Linked DNA regions of Homo sapiens: regions 2 and 3 are each linked to region 1. A link is an interaction called in ENCODE POLR2A ChIA-PET data of the cell type or tissue named here. Cell type or tissue: OCI-LY7. All regions are shown on one strand.

What was found. ChIA-PET counts read pairs that join two places held together with the same protein. Peaks named below come from ENCODE experiments on the same cell type or tissue, not always from the same donor. Only the 100,000 strongest peaks of a DNase experiment are listed, where the experiment ranks them.
Region 2: POLR2A ChIA-PET joins it to region 1 with 11 read pairs; 1 of 35 experiments calls an interaction of 5 or more read pairs at or near these places.
Region 3: POLR2A ChIA-PET joins it to region 1 with 7 read pairs; 1 of 35 experiments calls an interaction of 5 or more read pairs at or near these places.

What each region holds. Positions count from the first base shown.
Region 1 is chr9:82,180,814-82,188,813 of GRCh38, reverse strand. All of the region lies in intron 1 of LOC105376107 (a long non-coding RNA gene), which reads right to left. Among named protein-coding and RNA genes, the nearest start is that of SPATA31D1, 200 kb to the right of the region's middle. In OCI-LY7, no CTCF peak of the experiment used is centred here; DNase peaks (open chromatin) are centred at 4,043 and 5,423; H3K4me3 peaks cover 2,018 bases; H3K27ac peaks cover 3,834 bases.
Region 2 is chr9:82,098,071-82,106,070 of GRCh38, reverse strand. All of the region lies in intron 1 of LOC105376107 (a long non-coding RNA gene), which reads right to left. Among named protein-coding and RNA genes, the nearest start is that of SPATA31D1, 110 kb to the right of the region's middle. In OCI-LY7, CTCF peaks have their summits at 147 (motif pointing right), 4,192 and 4,400; DNase peaks (open chromatin) are centred at 135, 4,110 and 4,380; H3K4me3 peaks cover 495 bases; H3K27ac peaks cover 1,225 bases.
Region 3 is chr9:82,088,768-82,096,767 of GRCh38, reverse strand. All of the region lies in intron 1 of LOC105376107 (a long non-coding RNA gene), which reads right to left. It also overlaps the pseudogene DDX10P2. Among named protein-coding and RNA genes, the nearest start is that of SPATA31D1, 100 kb to the right of the region's middle. In OCI-LY7, no CTCF peak of the experiment used is centred here; DNase peaks (open chromatin) are centred at 2,367 and 4,947; H3K4me3 peaks cover 1,068 bases; H3K27ac peaks cover 1,106 bases.

The DNA of each region.
Region 1 (8,000 bases):
ATGGAGGGGCGTGTGCCCTTGCTTCTAACTCTAAAATCATATTTTTCTGATTATTTAAATTATATTTTATCATTTCTTATCTATAACTGGTATTCTAGAGTATTATTTCTTAAGTTATAATTTGTGGAATGCTGTATATAGCAGGTTTTAGTAGGTTTTCTTCATAAAATAGCATTCCATGGTAAAAATAAGTTCAGGAAACATTGGGATAACTGTGGTTTAACATGTTTATTTCTGGCAGGACTTCTCCTTACTACTATGCTAATGAACTTTATGAATCTCCAAATGGAGAACTCTTCACAGTACATAGTGCTTCCAAATTTTATCAAGCACTTTTATTTTAAAATGCTGCCATAACTGATTAAAGATAGTGAATACATAATAAGTGCTTATCTTTTCCTTCCTGAAAGTTATTTAAATTATTGTAAAAGAAAAAAATGAGGTTAAACCCTCAACAGTAAACAAAATTGATGGGCCAATAGTGAATAAGATTTCTCAACAAAGTTGTGGAATAATCAAAGAGGTTCCAGGCATAGGGAAAGAGGATAGGAGAAGCTACATGCTGGATAATGTGTGAAGAGGGATCCAGTGGAGAATACTGTCCATTGATCCAAAAGAACCAGAAAGAGGCTTGGGACTCAGCAATATACATGCTATGTGGTCAGGGAGGGGTAAGTGAGCACGGCAGTGAGATATAGAGTTGAAATAGAAGATTAATTGGAAGTCTGTATATGAAATTGTCAACAGCTCCATCCTGCCCATTCCCACAATACAGAATAAATTTGAGTTCAACATCAAAAAGTTGTAGGCCTTCTCTAAAGATATCAGATGACAGCAGAAGAGACCTCCACATTCAGTCATAAGGAGGATTCCCAATTCACCAGTCTTCTGCCAGACCATTCACTCCAAAGAGAATATAGATATTCTCGCCAATGTATTCAAATCTGCTGATAATCTTTTACCATCTCACTCTTAAATATGAACTGATAATCATGGATACGTAGACATATAAGGAAAGCTCTTACAGAGAAAGAGAAAAAGAAGAAGCAGAAACAGACAACTTAGAAATTAAAGATAGTTCAGGGATTTTATAAGAAGTTGAATTTGCATCCTTGGAGAGATTTGAAAAACCACATTAGGAAAAGATGATTAATAGTTTACGAAAAAGACACAGTCATGAAAGAAGAAAGAAAGAATGCTTTAAAATAAAGAATATAACTGCTAAAGAATAGTAAAAATAAATCACTAAGGATGTAGATCAAAAAGACTAAAAAAAGGAGAAAATATAAACGAATTAGAGTTTGTAGTCCAAGAGTCTAAAATTTAAATGGTAGGAGTCACAGAATAAGAGTACAGAGAAAATGAGTGAGAACATCAGTAAGCACTCAGTCAAAATACGTTCCCAGAATTTAAGGACTCAACTCTTCAGTCAAGCCCAGCACAACAAAAGATATCCATTTCATCGCATCACCATGAAATTTCCAAACATTAAAAATAAGAGAAAAGCTTTAAAGGTTCCAGAGAGAAAATACAACCTACAAGGGAATGAAAATCAGGCTGCCATCAGACTTCTCATCTAAAACAACATATGGTGCAATAACTTTCTATTTCCAAGGAAGAATTATTTTAAGACTAAAATCTACCACCAGCCAAATTATCATGCAACGAGATGATAGTAAAGTAATCATCTCACAGGTTTGAGAAAACCTATCTCTTGGACAATACTTTGCTTTCCTGGAAATTTCAGACCCCTTACTCTCAGATTCCAAAACGCAAGGTTTTCAGAATTCTTATTTTTTTTTTAATTTGGAGAAAGTTATTGAAGTGAATCTAATGTTTCCATTTGTGTTGCATATTTTATTCCCTCAGTATAATGTTCTATTCACTCTTCAATGTGCCCATCAATCCATTTATCCACCAATACACAGTGACTGTGTGCTATATGCTAGGCATTGCACTAGTTGCTGTGAGGTACAGATAATTAAGGCATAGTGCCTGCCTCAAGAGAACTTGCTGTCTGATGAGAGTGAAAGACATAGAAACACGTAATTACAGTCTCCTTGAGATAAGTGCCGTGAGAGATCAGATGGAGTGACACACAGTACAGTGGGAGTATCAGTTCTATTACCTAAAAATCTTCTAATATTCTCCTTTATCTTAATTTCCTTAATTTACAGTCATTTACTCATTTTAAGTTGTTACATCCCAGGTACTTATAGCACTCTTTCTTCTTTTATTTCCGTGATCAAGTCTAGTGCTTCCCAAAAATAGTATTTGGAGTGCAGGGACATACTACTACTATTTTACTTTACAATAAATTCATTATGCTGAATCAATAAATGCTGAGTTCAACACCTTTTAAAATCAGAAGCCCATTGGTATTATCATAATAAAATTGCTTCTAAGAGACTTATGAGAAATACAGCATCTAAATTTTTGACCTTGTGCTATGCTTCCCTTCAAATAATCATGTGTGCAAAACATGGTTTAAAACATACTTTAAACTAAAATATAGTTTTAAGAGACAAATGTATATGATAGTTTCAAGACTGGCAACTAGTGCTGATAATTTATTTTTTTGCTAAACTAATTATGCCTATTTTTACTACTGTCATTCTGGCTATCAGATATCTTTCTGTTAGATATCAAATTCCCAGAGAGCCATGTTCTACCCAGAGGTGTTTCTTTGCTCTGTTTCTGAATCGGAAAGGAAAACAAAGAGCAGTAAAATTATTTTCAAGAGATTAATCATAATGTCAAGAACAAAGCTGAGATTTGATTATTGACTTAGAATTCTGTCCACTAGATTATACCCTTACTAATTATCTATTTTTCTTCACTGTGAATCTGTCAGGCTGAGGTCACACAGTAACTGGGAAACTTGCTACTCCCTGCTATCTTTTAGCCTTGAATTAGGCCTGTCCAACCCTTGGGACTTTCATAAGGGAAATAAATATTTTGTGAGGGCAAGAAGGGCAGCTTTTAGAAATAAATTCTATTCTTTTCCTTATTATTTATAGCTCTGAATGATATTTAATTTAAAGCTTAGAAACAATACTTTTGAAATCAGATCCAAAAGCACAATTTCACATACAATAAAGTGATTTCAAATAAAATGGCAGAGCTTAAACTTAATTTAACCATTCACAGCCATGGAATAGGATCATCCAGTAGCCTGGTGTACCATGGGTTGGGATAAGAGAAGGCACTGGTATTGGGGGTCTAGACGCAATGTGGTACATTTGAAAGGGAATGCTGGAATGCAGTCGATATGTTGCACTTTGAATTTTTACACAAAATTAAGGCTATTGTAATGATTTTATTTGTATTAAGCAAAAAACAAAAACAAACAAAAAAAACCCACAAAGATAAAATGTAAGTTTTCTAAAATAATTTAAACATCAAAGAGCAGTATTTCTCAAAGTCTAATGCTGGAGCTCTGGTCTATTGTATCAGAATTACTTGTGTGCTTTGTTAAAAGTACAGATTCTTGGGCCTCCTGTCTAGTAATTAGAATACCTGAGAAAAAAGGTCTAAAAACCTGCATTTCAATAAGTATTCCTAATGAATTTTTTTGTACACTGAAGTTTAAGAATCACAGAAAAAATAAAAGCTGAAGGATAGAAATTGACAAGCAAGGAAAGAAATTGACAGGCAACTGAATAAAAATAACACATACTCAAAAAATCTCCTGACAGGCCAACAGCCTATATGCAATTAGGTGATCGTAAACATCCATTAAGAGGGAACCTAATGGCCATAGAAACAAAAGTAAGCAAATAGACCATTAGGGATGATGAGGGAGATGAAGAGTTAAATGGGTGAAGCTCACAGTGGCAAGCAGGGGGTAGAATGAATGAACACTATAGAACCTCCTACGAAAAAAGGTGGATTGAGATGTCTGAGGATATTTCTGTAAGCCACTGTACAGTTGGATTTCTTGGCAGTAAAAATATTTCTGAGATGTCAACATCGTCTCAAAACCTCAGGTCCCTAACCACCGAAAGCCACCACTACCCAAGGAAGTGGCCTGAATAATTAAAACAAAAATCTCCCTCTCATCTTCAAAACAACAGGTGTGGCCCTAGCACTATTTTCTGGCTCAAATGGACATCAAGACAGCAAGGCAAGCATTCTACGGTCCTCTCTGCTATTTTCTGCTGAATCTGGTTAACACCTTTTCTCTGTGGGTGCAAAGCTTAAAGAGCTTATAGTCAAATTAGTACAGCAACTAAAAAAATAGGGCAGCCTGTACAAATGCATATTTTATAAGACTTTCTACATTCAAGTCTACAGAAGAATGAAAAGGGAAAGTAGATTTTTAAATTGTGTTGTGGTGGAAAAAGGGGTTATTTAAAATTTTCAATTAGACAGTACGAAGATAAAAACAAACGTGAGCTCTGAAAAGTTTCAGGGGGACAGGTAAAATCTCTAAGCATTTACGATTTATTAAAATATACTTATTATGGCAGTTGCCCCTTATCCAAGGAGGATATGTTCCAAGATACCTAGTGGATGCCTGAAATGGCAGATAGTACTGAATCCTTTTTATAATATGTTATTTCCTATACATACATACCTATGATAAAGTTTAATATAAATAAGGCACTGTCCAAGATTAACAACAATAACTAATAATAAAGTAGAACAATTATAACAACATGCCAGCACCACTACTCTTGCACTTTGAAGCCATTATGGAGAAAAATAAAGGTGACTTAAACACAAGCACTGTGATACCATGACAGCCACTTTGATAACAGAGATGGCTACTAAGCGCATAATAGGCAGGGAGGGTCTTCAGCACAGACACACCGGACAGAGGGGTGATTCACATCCTAGGCGGGATGGAGCAGGATGGAAGGAGATTTCATCACACTACTCAGAACAGCATGCAATTTAAAACTTAGGAATTATTTATTTCTGAAATTTTCCATTTAATATTTTCAGACTACAGTGGACTGCTGGTAACTGAAACCAGAGGAAGCAAAACCATGAATAAGGGGGGGGGAAGACTGTATTCCTAGTTGGTTTATAAACAATGTCCCAAGTTTGCTTCAATAATGAAATGCAACCCTCTTGGAGATCTTCAAAAGGCCAGGGATCAGAGTCTCCATTCTAGGCTCACAGTAAGCATTACTAATCAGTAATAACTTCTTCACACTAAGCACAATGGCACCTCCAAAACTTGCTCAACAGACACATGAAACAGACACATGAAATAACAACTTTTGCAAGTCTGGCTAGAATGTTGTCACTTTTCCAGCTTTTCTTTCAACAGAGCCCATATTTCTATATAAACTGGACAAAAGCTTTGAAACTTGAGTACTGGGTCCCATGAATCAAAGACTCCAACTTTCCTTTAACACCTGTCAGGATGCTACAGTTCTGCTGCCCTGACAGGTGCTCCTGACTCTGCTGTGAGTACTTACAGAAAAGCTGACTTCCTTCCCTCTCTACCATGATGCTTCCTTCTGCAGAGAGCACTCACTTCCCTCAAGTTTGGCAAACAGCTCACACCTACTTAATTTATGTAGCCTCCAATATTTTCCCCTGTGTCTGCAGATAATACAACACAGTCCTTGTGTTTCTATAGTCAAGATCATTTTATTTTGTTTCAGGGCATGGAAGAGACTTCCTTTTCCTTCTGAAGGTACTTAAATAAGATTTCTTTGTAATATTCCACAAGTTAGATTTGAGTATCTAGAAACTATTATATCATATGAGCCTGTGCGCTCCAAGAGTCTTTATCCCCAAAATATGAGGCAATGAAGCAATTCCACCATACTTTCAATCACTAGAGGAAAACTCTGCACAACTGTAAAAATTTCAGCTTTCAGCTGGGTTCCAGGTGAGGTTAGAGTCTAACTTCAGGACAACCTGTAGCAATCAACAACATGAACATCTGAGAACTGCAAATACCTAGTATACAACCAGGTGAAACATGAGGAAAAGTGCACGGATCGGGTGTAGGCTGTGAAGCCATATAACAAATTGTAGACAGTAGTTTATTATGGGTATCCATGCAGGCTTTCGGAAGACATTAGATATCAGGAGACAGTATCCATACTCCAACAATCATTACTGCAAGAGGAATGTTACAGATCTTTTGATATTTAGAATACGTGAGATTTTGAAATATGAATTAATCTGCTAAAAGTTACACAGAGAAGCAAGCTCCAGTTTCCAGGCTCTTAGGCCAGTTCTTTCTCCGCTAGCCAACAGTCCCAACAATCCACCAGTTTGTTGTTGTTGTTGTTTGTTTGTTTTAGAGACAGAGTCTCGCTCTGTCGCCCAAGCTGAAGCACAGAGGCACAATCACAGGTCCCTGCAGCCTTGAGCTCCTGGGCTCAAGTGATCCTCCTGCTTCAGCATCTCAAGTAGCTGGGTCTACAGGTGCACACCACTGTGCCAGGTTAATTTTTTTTTTCTTTTTTTTTTGTAGAGACAAGGTCTCACTGTTTTGACTAGGTTAATCCATCAGTTCTTAGCTAAGAATGGCTCATATTTGTTCAGTGTTCTAGAGGTATTTTTGTTTTTAAAAACAGTTATTTCCAAATGAATCTTCCTTTCTCCCTTCTATTGCCTCCAAATCCTGGGCTCCCTCTACATTAATATTATGTTTAATTATAGTAATATTTTATTAAAGTGTCCATGTTTGATTCTGAAGAACAAATTAGTCATTTAATGAATAAAAATAAATAGCATTTATTATTTAGATTTTAATGACAATTTAGAGGTAATAAAGCAGAAAAGTTTGGAATCCATAAATTATACTGACTAAGCCAGTGATACCTCCTTTTTGGCGTCTCCCTATATGGTTGCAAAACACTGATTTCTAAGAAGTTTTGTAAATAGCTCTCAAAGGAAGAATTGGTGCCGCATATATTTTTCTTTGGTATTTCAGAACATCATACCCAACCCTCTGTAATCCTATGTGAATGTGACCGTATTTTACTCATTATTTGCTTTCCTCAATCTCTTTTTTTGTTCTTACTGACAGTGGGAAGTTGCCTCTGGAATATGCATAGTTTGTCCTATTTTATTTCTTCCTGAAAATACATATCCACTACTATAATTTTTAAAACAATAGCAGACTTTTAATCTCAGCCCAGAGATGTAAAAAGGTAAGAAGAGCATCACTGTCAACATTTCAATGAAAAAAATAGAGAAACAGCAAATTCATGATTTTTCTTGAATCTATTAGCATACTAATGTCACAGTGGAACCAACCGGCCCAGAATCCAGGGAGAAAGAGGTACACACAGGGAGACACAAGAAATGAACAGTAACGTACCTGGGTAAGATACAGTCAAACACCAGTAACAAGAGTTCAGGTAGAGAGAGAGGCAAATTCCTAGAGGCCAATAGTAAACTGATGGGAGGGTGAAGCTCGAAGTGGCAGCAAATACAGGGGACTTTTTTCCCTTACAAGTCCAACTGAACATTCACAGAAGCAATCGGGAGTCCTGAAAAAGTCTTCCTTCTGGTGCAGAACTGAGGAAGGAGAACAGCAATCACTGGAGGAAGGGTAAGAAATTTACCCAGACCCTTCTCTCCCATCTTACCTATGGGGAGTGGGGGGAGGAAAGCTTTAATCTGTGGGGAGAAGAGCAAAAATGCCATCACACTTAGGACATTTGTTAAAGCCCACTGCGGCTGGGGAGAAGAGAACAAGAAATAAACCTGGACCCCTAAGGGAAGAGCAGGAATACGTGCAGAGTTCAGAATATCACTGGGGGTAGGGTAGGATAACTGATAAGGCCACACTCCCAAGATACAGGGACACAGTGACTGCCTAAGACTGAGATCTGAACAAAACAACAGAGAACCCCCTGCCCCCTCAGTCCCCACTACCTGGCTAAACAGCACTGAGTCACAAGCAGCATGCAAGAGACAGACCTCTCTGAGGCACAGAACAAAGGGAAGACTTGAGGCTGAGGATAGAGCAATCATTGAGAATAAACTTCCTCTCTCAAACCAACTCCTATCCTATACAC
Region 2 (8,000 bases), 83 kb after region 1:
ATCATGAAGAGGAGGTCCAGAAGGAATGTTAAAAGTCATTTACCTCTGCCTATACCCTCCAGTCCAACTCACTTTAACTCCCTCCCAGAGGTGAATGTGTAGACCAGTGGCTCCCAGACAAGAACCACCCTCCTCTAGGTGGCGGGGCTCAGTTACTAAAACAGGTTCAAGAATCCACGAGAGCAGCAAATATTGGCTAGGGCTGATTAAACAGTCTGTCTTATACAAACACAAAATACTTTTTAACTATACTTAGATATTGACTATAAAGTGTTACTGGTTTCCTAGCAGTTTTTCTTCCTCAGTGGTTTCTCAAGAAACAGACACTAACTAAAAAGCAACACCACACTCAAGGTTGGAGGCATGGGACAAATGATATGTGAATTTCTTTAAAGTTAATTTTTTATAGAAGAGTAAGATCCATCCATGTAAACATTTAGGGTATTAAAATATTAGAAATCACTGTCTTATACATTTTTATCAACAATCCAGAAAACATTTGCACATTCTCCATATTTAGTTTATTCCAAGGCTTAATTTTTCATGGGAGAAGGACTTCAAAACGTCCATCTAGAAGCTGGAGGCCATAGTAAGTGAATTAATGAAGGAACAGAAAATCAAATGCTGCATGTTATCACTTACAAGTGAGAGCGAAACATGGAGTACACATGGCACAAAGAAGGGAACAACAGACACCAGGGCCTACTTGAGGGTGGAGGGTGGGTGGAGGGTGAGAACTGAAAAACTGCCTATCAAGTGTTATGTTGATTATCTGGGTAACAAAATTATCTCTACACCAACCCCGCCCCCAACACACAGTTTACCCATGTAACAAACCTGCACATGTACTCTTTGAACCTAAAATAGAAGTTGGAAAGTAATAAAAAAAAAGTCTATCTAGGCCGGGCGTGGTGGCTCACGCCTATAATCCCAGCACTTTGGGAGGCCGAGGCCGGCAGATCATGACATCAGGAGATCGAGACCATTCTGGCTAACACAATGAAACCCCATCTCTACTAAAAATACAAATTAGCCGGGCATGGTGGAGGGCACCTGTAGTCCCAGCTACTCGGGAGGCTGAGGCAGGAGAATGGCTTGAACCTGGCAGGCGGAGCTTGCAGTGAGTCGAGATGGTGCCACTGCACTCCAGCCTGGATGACAGAGTGAGACTCTGTCTCAAAAAAAAAAAAAAAAAACAGTCTATCTAAATCCTTCCTGCCACAGTTTTACCTGGTCCTAATTTATTATTCCTCATTTCTGAAACTGCAGGATGATTACCAAAGCTCCTCATGTAGCCAATGACTATTAACTTAGCCTCTATTCCAAGCTCCTCTTCTTGAAGCTAAAAAACTCAAATCTGGCAGTTATATCTCAACATTTACATTGCTATTCTCTAAAACAGTACTGTCCAATGGAACCTTCTGAAGTGATGAAAATATTCTGTTTCTGTGTTGTCCAATAGGATAGCAACTAGCCACGTGTGAATACTGAGCACTTAAATTATGGCCAGTGAGACTGAGGAATTGAATTTTGAATTTAAATTTAATTTAATAAATTAAATTTAAAATAAATTTAACTTTAATTAATTTACATTCAAATTTAAATATAAACATATGGCTAGTGGCTACCATATTGGACAATGTAGCTCTGGACATTATCCTTTTCCTAACCATCTTATTTAATTATAGTATCCCCCAAATGCAGAAAATAGCTCAATAAGAACATAATTGATTTCATACACTGTATTATTTAATTTTACTCATAGCACCATGGTGCCAATGAGGCCAATGACTAAATTTAATTGCTGTGGGGACATATTAGCTTTACAAAAAAAGATAACTAAAATATAAACATAACCTAGTCTAATATAACAAGGCCTATATAAAAGAATGCAGCTCATAAAAAAATTGTATATGTTCTTGGAAAACAGTATATCCAAAGACCTCAGAAGTTCACCTTTCTAGGCAAAGACCTGCTTATTCCATGAATTGTATCTTAAATTATCTTAATTTGGTAACCCTCAGTATGTGATGTTTGATTCTTAGCTCCTTTTTTCTTATATACTTAAACAAAAACAGCAAATAATTTATTTGCTTGATACTGAGATTCTTTTTCCTGCTTCAAGATAATTTGTCTTAATGGGTCCCCACAGAGTTGCCCAAAGACTGACCACTGTGGAGTTTCATTCAAATAATAAATATTCTTATATTGACACTGAAGCATTACAAATCGTGTTGTCAACTAAGTATGAACCCACTTAACAGTAATCTAATTTAAACCATGTTTTTCCAGAAATGCAGAACAAATCTGTCTGTGAATTTGTATTAATAGAATTTATATCCAGCACTGTTCCAGGTGCTGAAAGATGACTATAAGATGATATAAGACCCAATCCCCAATCTAAAGTAACTTATACATTTTGCACAAATAATCAGGAAGATGAGGCGGTCTCTCTTGTTTATCTCTTTTTCATTGTCTAATTACTCTATATTCCCTCAATTTATATTGATGCATCTTGTGGAATCTCTAAGTTCGTGAACCAAGTTTAATTGTGTGGTAATTAATACCTGATCTTCTTAGTACTTCTAGTTTACTGAAATTCTATTGGTAAAGCCTGCTATGATATATCTGTAAATTATTTCCAGCCTCACCTGAGGGCATTATTATTACTCAATATTAAATAAGCTTGTAGTTGATTTTGTACCGTTTTCCTTAACATAAAAGTTATTGTATTGAATAATAATCATAAAATATCTTTTAGATACAAATTTTCTAGACTAACAATAACTAACTTTAAATAGTTCACAAGATCTCACTTGACTTCAAATTATCCCAAGTGCTCTCACTGTCAATTTGCACATTACAAAACTACAGCTTAGAGGTAAAGATAGCTGACTAGACACAGCCAGGAAATGCCTCTCCCACTGAGAGAAACCAAAATGTTGAGTAAACCATCATACTTCAAACAGATCTTTTGAGACAAAATGCTGAAAGTCAATAGGAAGGTGATGTAGACAGTGAGATCCAAGAGGGAGGAAGCTAGGAAGCCTGCATGACATCACCAAGCACCAGGACCAACCAGCTCTTGGTCCTTCATAGGTACTAAGGAAGGGGAGAGTAAAAGAGCTCCAGGACACAACACTCCTGCCACAGACCTCTGGGGTCCTAGCTACAAGAGATCCTACGACCTGAAAAGACATTTGAATTGGCACAGGGAACTGCTGGAGAATAGGCAGAGGCAGAGCTTGAACCTCCATGGAGCCCAGAAGGTTTAACATGCAGGGCAGCTGCGGCAAAATGCGATTATATGTGCCTATCCCCAAGGCTCTCCATTTTACTTTGAGTAACTCTATCCCCTGCTGATTGCTGGGCCAGGAGAAACCAGGGCTGCCTTTACACAGGTCTGGAGCGCATCTGATCTGTGTGCCCCCTTGTCAGCTGGCCCCTCCCAAGGCCCTGCCTGGCCACTCCTACAAGAGGGTGCACACAGCACAGCTTCCACTAAGCCAAGTGTTTTGCCAGTGGCCTGGGAGCAATTCAGTGCCTCCAGCACAGGTGGTACTCAACCCCAAGGGGCCAGAGGGCAAAGTCAAAGGTCGGTTCGAATCCCCCAGGGTTCAAGCACACTGCCCATGGGTATCCAGCTGAGATGTGTGACTTCAGCCTGAGCAGGTAAGGAGCCCCCACTCTCAGAAAACTGAGAAGAGTGAGGTGTGGGTTTGTGTGCCAGCACAAAAGTTTGGTGTCCCTCCCTCCACAAGAAGGGTGCAGGAAGGGTATAGCCTGTTGGGCAGTGTAGCTGCTACCTGAGGGAGCCCTCTGGCCTTGACCAGCCCAGAGATCTGGGCCAAGAAGTTTTGGGACAAAACTAGCTGGTCAGGCCTACTCCTGGGACAGACACTAGAAAGAGTCCCAGCTCGGGGAGCCTGAGCTAGGTGGTCCCTATAACTGTATTCTGGGCAAAAACCCCAAGCTGTAGGTGCCACACCAGCTGCACACCCTTGGCCCCACCATCCTGCCCACCCTGTGGGCATCACCAGACCACCCACAGACATACCCCACAACCTCCTCTGACTCTGCCAAGCTCAGATGACCAGAGAGTCCCTGGGGAGCTGCAAGTCTTCTGGTGGCCTAACCTTCAGCTCAGGCCTCCCTTAAGGGAGGGGAGAGTGCAGTCAACGAGGGGGCCCTTTGGGTTCAGGAAATGCAGGCATAGAACCAGTGATTGGAGGCAGCTTCTCCAAGGCCTGGGAACAAACTTGGTAAAGGGGTAATCCCTGCTCTCCCCATTTCCCACTCACCAGAGCATTGCTGTGAATGCACTGAAATACAAAGGACACAGGGTTAAAAGCCTATCTGCCAGCTCTTACTCTTAAGGGACATCTACTGGATCACAGCCTGAATTACACCACCAACAAAAATAAATTCCTACAGCATGCATCGACTGTGAAACCCAGTGCAGGAAACTAGCCACAACTAAAGAACCTGTACAGAGCCTTAACCCTCTGAAAGCACCCAGAAATGGAGCCAGTCAACTATACACAATATACACCACAGTCAAATCCTCAAGGGAACAAATGATAGAAAAACAAAAAGCCCCTTCCAAATGACAGCAACTTCAAAAAGATAAAGAAATGCCAGCCCCCTAAGATGAGAAGAAACCAGCACAAGGACTCTAGCAACTCAAAAAGTCAAAATGTTTCCTTACCTCCAAAGATTACATTAGCTCCCCAGCACTGGATCCTAACCAGACTGAAATGTCTGAAATGGCAGACATTGACTTTTAGAATCTGGATGACAAGGAAACTCAATAAGATTCAAGAGAAAGTTAAAACCCAATCCAAAAAAGTAAGTAAAATGATTCAAGGGTTAAAACACAACATGGCCATATTAAGGAAGAAACAAACTGAATTTCTAGAATTAAAAATTCACCACAGAAATTTCAAAATACAGTTGTAAACCTTGACAACCGACTAGACCAAGCTGAGGAAAAAATTACAGAGCTCAAAGACTGATGCTTCAGATCAACCCGGTCAGCCAAAATAAAGAAAAAATAATTTTTTAAATGAACAAAACCTCTGAGAAATATGAGATTATGTAAAGAAACTAAACCTACAACTCATTGGTATTCCTGAGAGAGGAGACAGAATAAGCAACCTGGAAAACATATTTGAGGATGTAGTCCATAAAACTTTCCTGAATCTTGCTAGAGAGGTAAGCATGCAAATTCAAGAAATTCAGAGAACCCCTGTGAGGTTAATTACTGTGCAAAATGACCATCCCCAAGACATATAGTCATCAACATTCCAAAGTTGACACAAAAGAAAAAAATCTTAGTAGCTAGAGGAAAGGGTCAGATCAATTACAAAGAGAACTCCATCAGGCTAACCGTAGACTTCTCAGCAGAAACCTCACAAACAGGTTGAGATCGGGGCCTATTTTTAGCATCCTTAAAGAAAAGAAATTCCAACCAAGAATTTCATATCCTGCCAAATTAAGCTTCATAAGCAAAGGAGAAATCAAATCCTTTCCAAACAAGCAAACAGTGAAAGAATCTATTACCACTGAAAGAATCCATTACCACTAGACCAGTCATACAAGAAATTCTTCGAGGGAATTCTAAACATGAAAACAGAATTATACCTGTTACCACAAAAGCACACATAAGTACATAGCCCAAAGTCTGTAAAAGCAACTACACAAGACTATAAAGCAACCAGCTAACAACATCACAACAGCATCAAAACCTCATATATCAATATTAACCTTGAATGTAAACACTCTAAACACTCCATTTTAAAAGCACAGAGTGGGCTGGGTGCAGTGGCTCATGCCTATCATCCCAGCACTTTGGGAGGCCAAGGCAGGTGGATCATGAGGTCAGGAGTTCAAGATTCAAGACCAGTCTGGTCAAGATGGTGAAACCCCGTCTCTACTAAAAATACAAAAAATTAGCTGGGCACAGTGGCAGGCACCTGTAATCCCAGCTACTTGGGATCCTGAGGCAGGAGAATCACTTGAACTCAGAGGGCAGAAGTTGCAGTGAGCCAAGATCGCACCACTGCACTCCAGCCTGGGTGACAGAGTGAGACAACATCAAAAAACAAAAACAAAAACAAAAAGCGCAGAGTGGCAAGGTGGATAACAAAATAATACCCAACCATCTGCTAACTTCAAGAGAACCATCTCACATGTAACAAAACTATAGGCTCAAAGTAAAGGAATGGAGAAAGAGCTATCACACAAATGGAACACAAAAAGAAGCAGGGGTTGCTATTCTTATATTACATAAAACAGACTTTAAACCAGCAACAGTAAAAAAAGGTCAAAGAAAGGCATTACATAACAATAAAGGGTTCAATTAAATGAGAAGACTTAACTATTTTAAATATACATGCCCCCATCATTGAAGCACCAGATTCATAAAACAAGTACTTCTAGACCTATAAAAAGAAATAACCACACAACAACAGTGGGGGACTTCAACATCTCATTGATAACATCAGACAGACCATCAAGGCAGAAAATTAACAAAGACTTCCGGACTTAAATTCAAAACTTGACCAATTGGACCCAACAGATATCTACAGAATACTCCAACAAACAACCACAGAATATACATTCTTCTCATCTGTACATATAACATACTCTAAGATTGACCAGATGCTCAGCCATAAAGCAAGTATCAATAAATTCAAAAAAACTGAAATCATACCAAGCATACTCTTGGACCACAGTGGAATAAAAATAGAAATCAATATCAAGAAGATCTCAAAACTACACAATCATATGGAAATAAAACAACTTGTTTCTGAATGACGTTTGGGTAAACAACAAAATTAAGGCAGAAATCAAAAAGTTCTTTTAAATAAAAATGGAAACAGACACAACATACCAAATCTCTGGGATACAGCAAAACCATGTTAATGTGTCCAGAGTTGGTTCCTTCCAGTGGGTCCTTGGTCTCGCTGACTTCAAGAATGAAACCACGGACCTTTGCAGTGAGTATTACAGCTCTTAAAGGTGGCATGGACCCAAAGAGTGAGCAGCAGCAAGATTTATTGTGAAGAGGAAAAGAACAAAGCTTCCACAGCATGGGAGGGGACCTGAGCGGGTTGCCGCTGCTGGCTGGGGTGGCCAGCTTTTATTCCCTTATTTGTCCCTGTCCATGTCCTGCTGATTGGTCCATTTTACAGAGTGCTGATTGGTGCGTTCACAATCCTTTGGCTAGACACAGAGCGCTGCTTGGTGCGTTTTTACAGAGTGCTGATTGGTGCATTTACAATCCTTTAGCTAGACATGGAGTGCTGACTGGTGCATTTACAATCCTTTAGCTAGACACAGAGCACTGACTGGTGCACTTACAATGCTTTAGCCAGACAGTAAAGTTCTCCAAGTCCCCACTCGACCCAGGAAGTCCAGCTGGCTTCACCTCTCATTAAGAGGAGTTAATAGTGCTAAATGCCTACATCAAGAAAGAAAGATCTCAAATTAACTATCTAACATCACACTTAGAAGAACTAGAAAAACAAGAACAAACTAACTCCAAAGCTAACAGAAGAAAAGAAAGAACTAAAATCAGAGCAGAACTGCATAAAATTGAGACCCTAATATCCATAAAAAGGATGAACAAAACTAAACGTTAGTTCTGTGAAAGGATAAGCAATAGCAACAGCATGCTAGCTAGATTAACAAAGAAAAAAAGAGAACTAAATAAGCACAATCAGAAACAATAAAGGTGACATCACAACCAATCCCACAGAAATACAGATCCCCAGAGACTATTATGAACACTTCTATGCATACAAACTGGAAAATGTAGAAGAAATGCATACATTCCTAGAAACACACAATCTCCCCAGATTGAATCAGGAAGAAATTGAAACCCTGAACAGACCAATATTAAGTTCCTAAATTGAATCAGTAATAAAAAACCAACCAACCAAAAAACCTTGGACAAGATGGATTCAGAGCCGAATTCTACCAGACATACAAAGAAG
Region 3 (8,000 bases), 92 kb after region 1:
TTTAGCCACTGTGGAAAGAAGTTTGGAGATTTCTCAAAGAACTTAAAACAGAACTACCATTCAACCCAGAAATCTCATTCCAAAAGAAAAGAAATCATTCTACCAAAAAGACACCTGCACTTGTATGTTCCTAACAGCACTATTCACAATAGCAAACACATGGAATCAATGTAGGCATCCATCAACAGTGGACTGGATGATGGAAATGGGGTACATATACACCATGTAATACTACACAACCATAAAAAAGAATGAAATCATGTCCTTTGCAGCAACATGGATGCAGCTGGAGGCCATTATCCTATGTAAATTAATGCAGAAACAGAAAACCAAATACTGCATGTTCTCACTTATAAGTGAGAGCTAACAAGGTGAAACCGTGTCTGTACTAAAAATACAAAAATTAGCCAGGCGTGGTGGCAGGAGCCTGTAGTCCCAGCTATTCGGGAGGCTGAGGCAGGAGAATGGCCGGAACCTAGGAGGTGGAGCTTGCAGTGAGCCAAGATCACACCACTGCACTCCAGCCCGGGCAACGGAGCAAGACCCCATCTCAAAATAAATAAATAAATAAAAATAAAAATAAGTGAGAGCTAAACACTGGGTACTCATGGACATAAAGATGGGAACAATAGATACTGGGGACTACTGGAGAAGGGGAGGGAGGCAGAGGGGGTAAGTGTTGAAAGATTAACTATTGGGTACTATGCTAACTACCTGGATGACTGCATCATCTGTATCCCAAACCAGCATCATGCAATATACCCATGTAACAAACCTGCACATGTAGTCCCTGAATCTAGAATAAAAGTTGAAAACCATTGTATATAAATAAAAAAGATGTAAAGTGACTCTCCCAAGAGATTACATGTAAATTATGATCTAGAACAATGCTTCCCATATTGTGTCTAGTGGATCTCAGTTTACCATAAAATAGGTGACCATGAATACGGTATACTCTTCTTATAATTGCTAAAAGCACATTACCATATTTAAAGCTCTGAAAAGTCCTGGACTTAAAAAAAATTGTTTAAGTTTCTTAAGCCAACATTCTCCAAACTTATTTAGCTGCAGAATTTTTTATTTTTTAAAATACCATTTATTGTTCTGCCAAATACCCTTTTAAAAATATTAAGCTAGGAATATGTCCTTAAAATATCAAAGATGATAGAAAAATTAGATGACTGAATAAATATTCTCAACTCCAACACACTTGGAGTGGAAGTCTACATGTAATCCCACTTTCTAAATGCCCTTTCTAAATAGCCTCAGCTATTGTATTTGTGTTGTGCCTGTGGTAGAGGAAGAATGCTAAAATGTTGTTCCACTAATGCTTAACAAGAACTATTACAAGTATGAATTTGTTTCTAAATATGAAGGCCAAGAATCTATAATGCAATTACAATTATGTAAGTAGCATCTACCATCTTGAATACTGATCTGACAGATCCTCTCCACAAGACCACATTCTCAAAGCTCCAGGCATTCTTTGAGCCTAGAAGCTGAGCCTCCCAGGTGTTCCTAGAGGGTCTCTCGGATGGAAAGCCTTTGCTTCAAGCAGAACCAGTTGACACCTACACCTACTCACTTCCTCCAGGCATTCAGGCCTGGCACCTTCCTTGCCATGATTAACTTCCCAGATCAGTCCTGTTAATGTCATTCCTGTTTATGTTCATAAAAATAGCAAACTCAGACTACCTAAAGTCCTTGGATGATCTCAAGACATGCCACTTCCTAAGTCAGCCCTCTGCCAGGCACAGTGGCTCATATCTGTAATCTCAACACTTTGGGAGGCAGAGGTGGGATAAATCACTTCAGGCCAGGAGTTTGAGACCAGCCTGGGCAACATAGTGAGTTTTTTGTCTCTACAAATAACTAAAAAATTAGCCAGGTATGGAGGTGCATGCCTGTAGTCCCAGCTACTCAGGAGGCTGAGGCAGGAGGATCTGATGAACTATGATCTATGTGCTATGATTGCACCACTGCACTCCAGCCTGGGCAACAGAGCAAGACCCTGTCTTTAAAACAAATAAACAAAAAAATCCTAAGTCAGCAATCTGGAAAAAAAGTGGCAAAGGAGCCACCAAATGACACATCCTTTCAAGAAAGGCTGTTGAAGCAAAGCAAGGCACAGGACAGTGAGGGTAGTGTAGAAGCTGGCACAGAATGCTTATACTTAAGGACAGGCATAACTTAAAGGGAGTGACTATAGCCTCCAGTAAGAGAAGCACTCCAGCCTGGCTCTTCCCTGCTTCATCCCAATTTCAGCTTTTATCACTTCATGAGAACTGTACCATGGTAGAAGTAAGACCTTTGAATATGCCAGTAATACTTCATCAGATCTGTCCTCTGCAGTCAGCTAGCAACTTCCTATATGTCACTTTCAGTTTGTGGCCCCTGTACCTTAGCTTAGTTGGCCCTGCATTTGCCTCTACTGCCCTCTCTTCCTGACAGACCTATCTTGTCCTGGGCCTCAGTTTCTCAGCTTTTAGAAACTTTAATCATTCTTTGAGGCCTGGCTCAGTCACAGTCAGAATTAGTCTTTCCCTCCTCTGTTTCCCTCCCCTGTCTCCATGAGCTCCATTCTTCTGTAGAGAGCAAAATTAAGGGCTGGGCCAGTTGGGTGGTAGCCCAGAGTAACAATCTATAAGAGGGGGCTTTCACTGAAATAAAATGGTACCATGGTACCCACAAGCAGTTCCATAAATAGCTGAAAATATATACATATAAATTGACCTTAAAAATATGAAAAATCAGCTGGGCGTGGTGGCACACATCTGTAATCCCAGTTACTCAGGAGGTTGAGGCAGGAGAATCACTTGAACCTGGGAGGCAGAGGTTGCAGTGAGCCAAGATCATGCCACTGCACTCCAGCCTGGGTGACAGAGCAAGACCCTGTCTCAAAAAAAAAAAAAAAAAATTGATCTTCCTCATCAAAGCTGAGGGTACACTTGAATAGAATATTAAAAATTCAGGCTGGTAATAATCTCTCCCCTGCTAAATAAATGCAGAATAAATATTTTTTAAATATTGTTTTTTAAGGATATCAAATTATCTTTCCCAGCATCTCTACCTGGTATGATCTGGGCCTGTTTTTGTTACAATCTAACTACAATACAGTTCGTTGCATATCTGCCTTTATCACTTTTATATTTGTATTCCCCAGAAGTTAGCACAGTGCCTTGCATATGGTAGGTGTTCAATTAAACTATGTTAGATAAATTAATTGGTAGTCTTCCTTACACCCAACTATAGGCTATAGTTTAACAGAAATTGGGAAAGAAAGCTGAAAATTATCGCAGTTACACCAAGCTGTTTAATTACCTTAACTCCTCCAGGAAATCTGAAAAAGTAAACAAGCAAATTGAGAGAGATAAACCAGTTCCCTTTGTAAGGATAAATTGTGCCTGCCTAAGAGACACTGCTATGTGAAAGAAGGAAGGAGAGAGATGTTATTCAGCAGAGTTGATGAAAAGCACAGCTTTTCTCTTCCTCCTAAGTTGAACATTGACTAAATGGTCTCATTATTTGTTTTATAATTTTCTAAACCATTACACACAATCACACCCAATGCCAAATACAAATAATTTCATTAATCCAGTTTTGAGATTTTCCACCAGACTCTTTACCTCCGTTAATGCAGAGTAACTGAAAGTGAATAGCCAACATGGTAAATTAGACTAGAAGTAAATTCACCCGTTTGGTTCTTTCCTCCGACTTTCCTATGCTGTTTTCTGTTGACATCTCACCATCACCATAAGCATACACATACAAACACATACATGCACACGTGTGCATAGGTACCCCAAGTAAAATTATTATATGAAATAAATCACCTTCATTACACAGAAAATTACGTCCCATTTCTTAGGTTTCTTATGACATATTCTTTGGATTCAATCAGACTACCAGACCTAAATTCTATACAAGCTCCATGATTTAATATCAATCTAACCTTTGGCAAGTCACATAACTTCTTCTTTGAGTCCCAGCTTTTCTTCTGGAAAATGTTGCTGATGATGTTCATCTTTCAGGCTTTCTGGAGTGTTAACTTGGATGACATAAAAATACCTAGTGCAGTTGCAAACACACAATGAGCACTCAGTTAAAGTGCCCCCTTTCTTACTATCTAAATTTTCTCCTAAAAAGTTGGGTCACATGGTCAATGAATTTCTTTTTTTTTATTTTTATTTATTTTTTTTTTTTGAGATGTAGTCTCACTCTGTCGCCCAGGCTGGAGTGCAGTGGCGCCATCTCAGCTCACTGCAAGCTCCGCCTCCCAGGTTCACGCCATTCTCCTGCCTCAGCTTCCCAAGTAGCTGGGACTACAGGCGCCCACTACTACGCCCAGCTAATTTTTTTGTATTTTTAGTCGAGACGGGGTTTCACCATGTTAGCCAGGATGGTCTCGATCTCCTGACTTTGTGATCCGCCTGCCTCGGCCTCCCAAAGTGCTGGGATTACAGGCGTGAGCCACTGTGCCCAGCCGGTCAATGAATTTCTAAAATAACCAACTATAAGTGTGAAATTGTTTGTATGTACTTAACCCCACGCCCATAGCATTCCCAAGGTTCCTGCTAGCCTACACTGGGACTCCGTGAAAATTAGACCTCCTATCCCCCAACCTTCTACCCTCACCAGTGTCCCACTGAACGCAGCCCTGCAGGCCTACAACTTGTGGAATGGGGCAGGGCCTGAAAGCCTGAGTGTTGCTGCACTCTGAATCAGCATCTTGCCAAACCTTTGTCTTCACCTTATTTCCAATGAACATAAGGGTAGTTCTTCCAATCCAATTTCCCAGGAAAGTTGAGGCAAAATCTCCCGAGGATTCCAGAACTTGGAATTGGTTTACAGCACAGGATGGATGATTTGTGCTGCCACACTCAGTCAGGACCCAGAATATAAATAGCACCAACTGCAAATGAGAAATTTCCCTTCCACCCAGTTCTACTGATGCATATATAATGAGGTGACACTGGGCCTTGCATTTAGGTTTCCTGAGTCACAATTTCCTCATCTACGAAATTGAGTTAATACCTGCCCTATTCCTTACCCTCACCAAACATTATGAGGTCCAAGTAAGTTGGTATGTGCAAACTTTAAATCAAGCCAATATGAGACAATTTATTATCAATTTCTGCCCCCCTAAATTCATCAGAATCACAGTAACAAACCAGCTGCTTAACAAACGTAAAAGAAGCAAGCAAACAAAACACTGTGACTATTATCAAAAGATTTAAGTGTTAACACCCAACCGAGGCATCACCTTTTCTGTAAGCCCATCCCTGATTCTCCATGCCATGTCACCCTCTCCTCAGATGAAATGAACTTGTTCCTCCTGATGTTGCCTCTGCATTTATAGCTACTTCTTTGTTGCACATACCTCAAAGAATTATAGTTAGTTGTTTGCTTGTCTGTCACCCCTGCCAGACTGTGAGCTCATTGAGGGCTGGAGCCATATCTGTAACCTAACCCTGACCTGGCTCACTGCCTGGCACATAAGTCCTACTGTAGGTATCTTCAGAGGTGAAAGGAATGAGGAGCATTCTGACCCGCATTCTTTTCTCAACTCTGCACCTCACTAAGGTCATGAGTGAGCTTGGACAAACTCCTTTTCTTCCATGAAATGAGGACATCAGACTAAATCAAGTTTACAAACTCCTGCTCCACAGGCCCAATCTAGTCCTTCAGACATGGTTTTTGGCCTACATAGTTGATGGAGTTAAAAAGAAACCTCAATTAACTATGAACATTTAGAGAGCAGAAAATTTCATGTAAAACTTGAATTTTTAGCTTCTGTTTAAAAATGAGATTTCATAGCACTGGTTGCAACTCTCTATAGCAACAATGGATGGAGCTGGCTGGTACATCCCCCTCTGAGACAGGCTAGGAGCCACCCAGTCCACCACAGTTCTCTTGATCCAGTCACTCATTTCTATTACCTGCCTCTGTCCTTACATGCATTTCATTAGAGTTTCTAAATGCAATCTAGCTGTAATAACATCACTCTAGGTCTTTAGGAATCTTCTCCTAAACAGATAAACACACATATATTTTTTACCATGCAGACAGGAGGCTCTGAAGCCACCACTCCTATCGCACTACTCACTATCCTCACCCTGGGCTAAAGCCCCTTGCAATTAATGAAAGAAAGGAAAATACATCAAATAGAGGAAAAAACAGGAAGAAGGAGGAGGAGAGGGAGGCTTTAGCTACAAATAGTGCTACTAGAGGTATTATGATATCATGTGTGGAAAATTAGAGAGTTATACAGTGCCAGATTTTCCATACAGCAAAGCAATCATTTTGTCTATGATCCTGGAATCACACATAACAGAGGATGTGAAAAACTGGAGGTTAATCATCAGAAATTATTATGGCTTTGGGTGTCACTCCTACTGGTGTTCTCTCCCTCCTGCTCCCCATGGCTCCCTTGCAAAGAGCTGCAACTAGCAATTTGAAATTTATACACCTTCACGGGAGAGATGCCCCATCTGCAGCATATCCATAACCTCCCAAGGCAAAGCTGCCATTACTTACAGTATAATCAGTAGCACAGCAGGTGCAGAGAGGAGGAGAGAGCTAGGTACATATTACTAAGAAGCCTGATGAGTCCAACATACTGCTCTTCTCTAACAAGTATTGCCCCAGGAAATTTAAAATAGCACATATCGATGTGCATGGCATACATCTGCTAAACCCATGTGGTGTTTGATTGGACAGATCAACACCAACCTAGCCTGCATTTTCTCTCCAGCTTCCTTCATGCTCTGGCTAGATCAGTTTGAGCACAGAGCCCAGCATAAACTCTGTCTTTAGAACGTTTGGCTGGTTTCTTACAAAACTACCCACATCCCTAAATTCCCAGGTTTTCCCCTTTCCCAAAAGCTTCAAGTAGATAACTGAAAGAGAAAATTATATTCTTTTCCCATGCCATCATCTTTTTAGACTAGTATTCTTGTCTCGTACCATGGTCTTTTAGTCTTGAGACTAGTCCCTCAGCTAATGAAGAGCAGAAAAGTCTTATTTTATAAATATTTTTTATTAGCATTTATGCTTCAGAAGTAGAGAATTCTAGTAAGAAAAGTCAATAACAGGCCAGGCACAGTGGCTCACACCTGTAATCCCAGTTAGTCGGGAGGTTGAGGCAGGAGAGTCGCTTGAACCTGGGAGGCAGAGGTTGCAGTGAGCCGAGATCGTGCCACTGCACTCCAGCCTGGGCAACAGAGTGAGACCCTGACACACACACACACACACACACACACACTCAATAACTAGCACAATTAAATTGCAAACTGTTCCACTCTCTCCCGAAATATTCAAAGCAATCTATCTAGGTGCAGCTTTCAGTCAGTTTCTCCATCTCATGAACATTGTTCTCAAAGGTGATAGGTCTGGAGAGAGACGATAATTACAGCAAACCCATTAGCTACATCTCAAAAAGACAGAGTACACTCAAAGTGTACACACTACTGACAATTTATCCACACTTTTTTCTTCTATGTGAAGGATAACACAGGCCCTCATCCACAGCGTTGGAGAGAAGCACAGGTTTGGAATTCAAGAGTTTTTAATTCTAGTCCTGGCTTCATTAGCTAGAATTGTGACCATCAGCAAACTCCGTAACTTCTGTGGATTTTTCTTCAACTTCAAAATAAAACAGATGAAATAACTTCTAAAGCGGTGCTTCTAAAATTTTAAGATGCAAATGAATCACCTGAAGATCTTGTTAAAATACAAAGATTTAGAATGGACTTGACAACCTGCATTCCTAATGAACTCTCAGGTGATCCTGATAACTGTCGGCCCCATGGACCATACTCTGACAGCAAGGTGCTGGAGCACTGGTCATAAACTTGGCTGTGCAGTAGCATCACGTGAGTAGTTTAAAAATACCAACACTCACGCATGCGCCTCTGTGCGTTTTCCGCATGTTGGTTCCATGAGCCTGGCCTTAGGTGTCTCGTGTCTGGGGGTGATCCCAGCTGTCGCTGCCGCCGCAA